Regions from separate parts of the Homo sapiens genome. Here region 2 is linked to region 1. The links are chromatin loops, found by intact Hi-C in ENCODE. Cell type or tissue: adrenal gland. All regions are shown on one strand. Links, peaks and the distances in the headings refer to the core of each region. The heading gives the core; the rest is flanking DNA.

Evidence for each region. Hi-C counts contacts between places; a loop is a spot of excess contacts. Peaks named below come from ENCODE experiments on the same cell type or tissue, not always from the same donor. Only the 100,000 strongest peaks of a DNase experiment are listed, where the experiment ranks them.
Region 2: it touches region 1 in a loop (2.0-fold over the local background); 14 of 110 quality-filtered maps call a loop at or near these places.

The regions. Positions count from the first base shown.
Region 1 is chr11:35,222,368-35,225,292 of GRCh38, reverse strand. All of the region lies in intron 17 of CD44 (CD44 molecule (IN blood group)), which reads right to left. Among named protein-coding and RNA genes, the nearest start is that of CD44-AS1, 8.8 kb to the right of the region's middle. In adrenal gland, for the core only: no CTCF peak of the experiment used is centred there; a DNase peak (open chromatin) is centred at 1,780.
Region 2 is chr11:35,013,718-35,016,642 of GRCh38, reverse strand. It overlaps LOC105376626 (a long non-coding RNA gene), which reads left to right. Exons shown (of 4, transcript XR_001748180.2): 4 at 1-2,925. Among named protein-coding and RNA genes, the nearest start is that of MIR1343, 73 kb to the right of the region's middle. RefSeq lists an enhancer at 2,702-2,751. In adrenal gland, for the core only: no CTCF peak of the experiment used is centred there; no DNase peak of the experiment used is centred there.

The DNA of each region.
Region 1 (2,925 bases), core at 303-2,802:
AACTGATCTCATGACTCTTCTACCTGACAATCCTTAACGATATTTAGGGATTTATTTTGCACTGTTTTAGAGCTGTGCCATCCAATATGGTAGCCACCAGCCACATTTGGCTATTTGAATTTAAACTAATTACAATGAAATGAAATTAAAAATTCACTTCCTCAGTTGAACTAGCCATAGTTCAAGTGCTCAGTTGTGGCTAGTAGTTATATATTGGACAGTGGAGGTATAGAATATTTCCATCATCACAGAAAGTTCTATTGCATAGCACTGTTCTAGACAGCAGGACGAGGTTGGGTGAGCTCAGATTGCAGGAGCTAGACTGTAGCATAAGAGAAGGAAAATATTTCTAAATTATGGCGATGCGTAGAGAAGACCTACTGATTGGAGTGTGGGTGACTGCCTGCTGGGGTTTATAGAAAAGACGATTATTCCCATTAAAGTGAAGGCTGATGAACAGCTTTTATGTACAAGCAACATAGTAAAGTTCTCATGTTTTTTTCTCCTCTTTAGACAAATAAGATAGGTTTTTGTTTGTTTGTTTGTTTGCTTGTTTGTTTGAGACAGGGTCTCACTCTGTTGCCCAGGCTGTAGTGGCACTATCATGGCTCACTGCTGCCTCCACCTCCCGGGGCTCAAGCGATTCTTCTACCTCAACCTCCCGAGCAGCTGAGACCACAGGCATGCGCCACTATGCCCGGCTAATTTTTGTGTTTTTTGTAGAGATGGGGTTTCGCCATGTTGCCCAGGCTGGTCTTGAACTCCTAGGCTCAACTAATCCACTGCCTCGGCCTCCCAAAGTGAGCCACTGCACATGGAGTGAGCCACTGCACCTGGCCCAGATAGATTCTTTAAAGGAAAATCTTCTCTGGAGCCTCACGCAGTATCTATCAACCCAACTGACTCCTAAAATAATTATGTGCTCTCATGAAAAGGGAATAAAATATGATTTCTCTTGGAGAGCTGTAACTCAAGGAGTCAGGTGACATGAGGAACAGCAAAGAAAGCTGTTTTGGATGATGGCAGGGGTGGAAAAACCTAAAGAAGTAATAGAACCCCCAACCCAGCATCTTTAAGACAACGTGACTCACAGATCACTTCATCATGCAAGCCCATGACCCATCCTTGTATGTCAACTTCAGAGACTAATGATTTTCCACTTTTGTCTTTTAACCATAATTTATATAACAGTGTCTGGCACAGGGAATGTTCTCAATAAATATTAGCCAATTCAAATTCAAGAGGCCAATACTGCCACTAAACCTCAAGATTCTTTTAGAAAAGGGGTGGTACTCTTTTTGTTTTTTACCTTCTCTTTCTCCTTGCCAGGGCTGGTAGTCACAGGAGCCACTCAAAAGATGTTTGCTGAATAAATGAACACCTATTGGAGGCCCCATTTTCAACCAAACTTTCTCTGATGAAAATAGGATTCTGTATCTCTTTCTCTTAAATGTGACACTCAAAGCAGAAAAGCCTCAGCCTTTGAAGGGGATTAGAAATGGGTTGACAGCTTTAGAATCACAGAGCCCATTAAGGGGCCCGTACAGCTGTTCACCACCTTTTAGCTGCGTGGCAAATCTGTTTTCAATTATCAAATCAGGACATAGTAATTTATGGCATCCAAGCAGCTACTTTCCTGGTGAGATACTCGCTGTGCCGGACCCTGTGTGTCCCTGTTTGCCGGTTGCCAGGGTGACTGCTGGTCTTGGGAGGAGGGAGAGGGCAGCAATGAGGCCCCTTCTCTGCTGTCTGCTGCTGACAAGACACAGACGATGGGGGAGATACCCAGCCCCAATGTATGGACTCCAGCTGCTCTTAGGGACAGCTGAGATGCTTCTCCGAGGTCTCCCTAAATGTCGACAGCATCCATGCCAGCGTTTCTATGGTGACATGTGCAAAGCTTATGGACTGTGTATGTGAGCAAAAGTGGTGCATTCTAGGGCTTGGCAATAAAGGGCTGATTGCACACAATAGGAAATTCATATTTAATTGAGCAAAAGTAATCCAAGGGAAAATGAGGAAGCTGAAGGGAGGTATAAAGACTCTTTGTAAAGGCTCCCCCAAGTCACATTATTTAAATTCAACTAAAAAAAATCTTTCCATTCAATCATAGGCGGCCTTTTAGATTTTTTCTCTCAGTTTTGTTCCTTATACAATCAGGTAGCATAACTACTTTTTAAAACTATGCCCTCAATGGTATAGATAGCAACATAGCTGTTTGACTGTAACATGGCACTTTTATTAACTTGTACCAGCGTAATTATTGTAACAGCATCATTTGATTTTCTCAGATAATTAGAGACTGTATGGGCTGCCCATGGTGTTGGAATTAGCTGTTGGTTGCTTTCCAAAAACCAGTAAGGAGTCCATAATTCTCTCTAGGTCTTCTCCCAGACTGAGGGGCATTTTTCTGCCCTGTGAGGTGATCTGGGGACACAATAAAGGTGGTCCTGCTTGGAAATAAGTTTCTTTTACCTTATGAGAAACCATCTAAAGGGACATTTACAAAAGGCTTAATATTCCTATGAATTACGTCCTGGAGAAAAATAATGTATCTTTAAAGTGTCTTGGGTAAGAAATTTAGATTTATACTTTTATAAATTTAGATTTATACCCCTGTTAAAGGTCATTTCCTCTGTTGCTAGAATTACTATTGTGTATATATAATGTATGTGTATATATATATATATATATTATATATAAAATGTAAATAACATGTAAACCTATAGGTCTTGGTTCAGGTAGGGAGAGAGTGGCCTTCAAGAATATAAAAACAGCCCATGTGTCAGTTCTAGCGAGGTGACTGTCTTCATTTAGTTGTTTTCCAAAGGAAAGTTCTTCTCTGCTTCATAGACCTCCTAACAGCAAGAAGACGATGAAACAGTGCTCTTCTTATGCTATAACCTGAATCTCTTCAACTACAGT
Region 2 (2,925 bases), core at 230-2,729, 210 kb after region 1:
GGCCAGGCTGGTCTTGAACTCTTAACCTCAGGTGATCTGCCTGCTTCAGCCTCCCAAAGTGCTGAGATTACAGGTGTGAGCCACTACACCTGGCCAGCTATGCCCCACTTTGAACAAACATTGCTAGAATCTGGAAGAATCTTCTGTTAGCCAAGGATTGCTTTTGAGGTTCACTCCAAAAACTGAGCTACCACCGGGGACAAATGGTCTCATAATTTTGAGTGTGTAAAGTGCAGCGATTCCAGCTCATGAGCACTAATATAATTTTGGAAACAATATACCCACAACAGGCATCGTCTAGAAAACTAACAGGATCTCTTTTCCACTAGAGTGTATTGTTGTTGACTAAGTGTTTTCAGTTATTAAGCTGGAAGAGACATGCTGGGGAGAATGCTTTGGAGGAACAAGTAAGCACAGAACACAGAGAATCAGGTAACTTATTATTTCTCACCTTTCTCTTTCCTTTGTAGATAATTAGCAAACATTCCTTTCTCCACCTTATCTCTTTGTTGAGGTCATATCAGCAATTATCTGCCCTCTGGTTTATGCAAAACTACCTGAATAAGTCATAATTCAGAAGAGCTTATCAACTTTCTTCCATGTCCCGTTGCCCAAAAATAATCAGCAATGAAATATCTCAAACATACAGAAAAATAGAAGTAAACAAAACCACCTAGATTTATGAGCAGTTCACTCTCTATCTACATGCTTAATATATTTTTAATAAAGTCTTCAGTCATCACTGCCACATTTACAAGAATACTTGGCCTTTTGGCTTGTCTTCTGAACATATTTTTGCATGTAAGCCTTTTACATATTTCTCTGAAGTGGTTCGAAATCCATCAGCTCGATGGTCTTTATTGTTTCAATATGGCCCAATCCACAGGGCAGAGCATATGACTGGTGTGGTGGTTGCTGCGTGGCTTTGAAGTCACACGGATTTGAGTTCCAGTCCCTGCCTACTAGCTGAGCAAATGTGGTCAAGGGTCTGTGACTGAAATTCTCATTGATAAAGCAGGGATAATAATACCTACCTTGTTGTCGAGATGTCATGAGGTGATGTAAGCAAAGCATCAGAACAGTACCTAGCACATAGTAAGTGGTTATCATCAGCTTGTGTGTCTGCTGTATATGCTGAACTGCTTGAGTCCATCTCCAATTGAAGCTGTATTTACCAGGATCCACTCAACCACTACCTTGATCATTAACACCTCCTTATTTGTGGACTCATGAATACAAGGCACTTGCATCTGCGGGGCTTCAAACTTAGCCCAGTGAAATGGCAGTCTTTTTTAGTTTTCTAAACACCTGGAGGTGACTTTTTCCCTGCCTCTGACTTTAAAAACATAATGAAATTTTACAGAGTTTTATAGCACTGAACTTTATGTAAAATCAAAAGAGCCCGTGAAATAAGAGAGCAATTGGTTGTAAGCAAGCCCCTTCATGAACATGGGCATTTTTTTTTTAACGTCTTTGTATCTGTGAGCATCTCCTTCTCTTCCTATCCTTAAGTGTATTATTTGTCATGAAAGCAAAGTGCTTTTAAAAAATTGTGTTTGATTCCATGGTTCCCAACAATGGCTGGACTTCAAACTCACCTGTGGTGCTTAAGATTATATATCTGTATACTTTTGTTTAAAATGAATATTATAAAAATTTATGTTTAAAAATATGTGTGTATATACATACATAGTTACATACACCCAAGGCACATATGTGCATGTGTATACATAACATATACACATACATACATACACGCACACCACCACCAAAGCCCCACTAAAAAAATACTGGAATCTCTGGGAGTAATGGGGGCAAATAGGAGGAGTTAATGTTCAGGTAAGGCTATTATGGACCCATTGTTGAGAATCACAGTGGGTTAATTACTTGAAACAGTACCTATCTAAAGGACAGTTAAAGATTTTGGTATTAACCAGAAAGTCTTTTTTTTTTTTTTCTTAAATAATTTTGCAGGCAAGATGCTGCTGTTACAAGTTTTCTGTTCTGAATTATGTCTTCCATAGGAATGAAGCATCCACACAGTCCATCCAAGCATACTGTGAATCAAAACACATGTCATAGCTGGAACGAAAGCATTAGGACCATCTAACTGGATTCCACTGGAATGAGTCTCTGTGAAACCATGCCGAAGTCTTTGTAAACAACCACCCTAAAGAAAGCTACATGAAGAATAGCCAATAACAAAAGCACTGGATTTAACTCAATTTTGTGAAAAAACAAAAAAAACAAATATGATGCACACACTCTATCCTTTTGTGAACAAAATGCCACCAAACATTTGAAACTGGCCTAAGCATACATTGACATGTTTGACATGAAGCCCAGCCTTATTGATCAGCCTTTCCAATACCCCCCGCCCCCCATTCTTTATTCCCAATAGATACATCTTCTCACAGGTAATTGGGCAGAAAAATGCTTATTGACTGATCTTGAAAACTTCAATGCATCTAAAGCTGGAGAACATTCAAAAACCATGCTTCTCTTTATTTATTTCAGTTTCCATGGCAAGAGGAAAATAAAAGGCAACTGTTTTGAAAGCAACAACAGTAAACGAAGCAACATCTCTGGCAAGCAGGCAAACCTTAAAGAGTAAAAGTTATAAATCCCCATGTAGACAATACCTTGTAGGTATACCTTCCCCCAACCACGGGGATGACTCTTAATGGTGCTGACTAGGTATAGACACCAACTTGGGACCAGTAAGTTATTCTTAGAAGGTGCTAACTTTTGTATTTTCTTTTAGGTTCTTGCTGCTATGTTTCTCTTTCAATTGACTTCCAGAAATCAGACAGTGAAATCAATGGGGCTTTCCAGGCCACTGAATTCAAAGTAATCAGGGCAGGGTCAGAATGCTGATTGACTGTTTTCAACACACAGGGACCTGGAATTTGGGTTCTAGCTCTA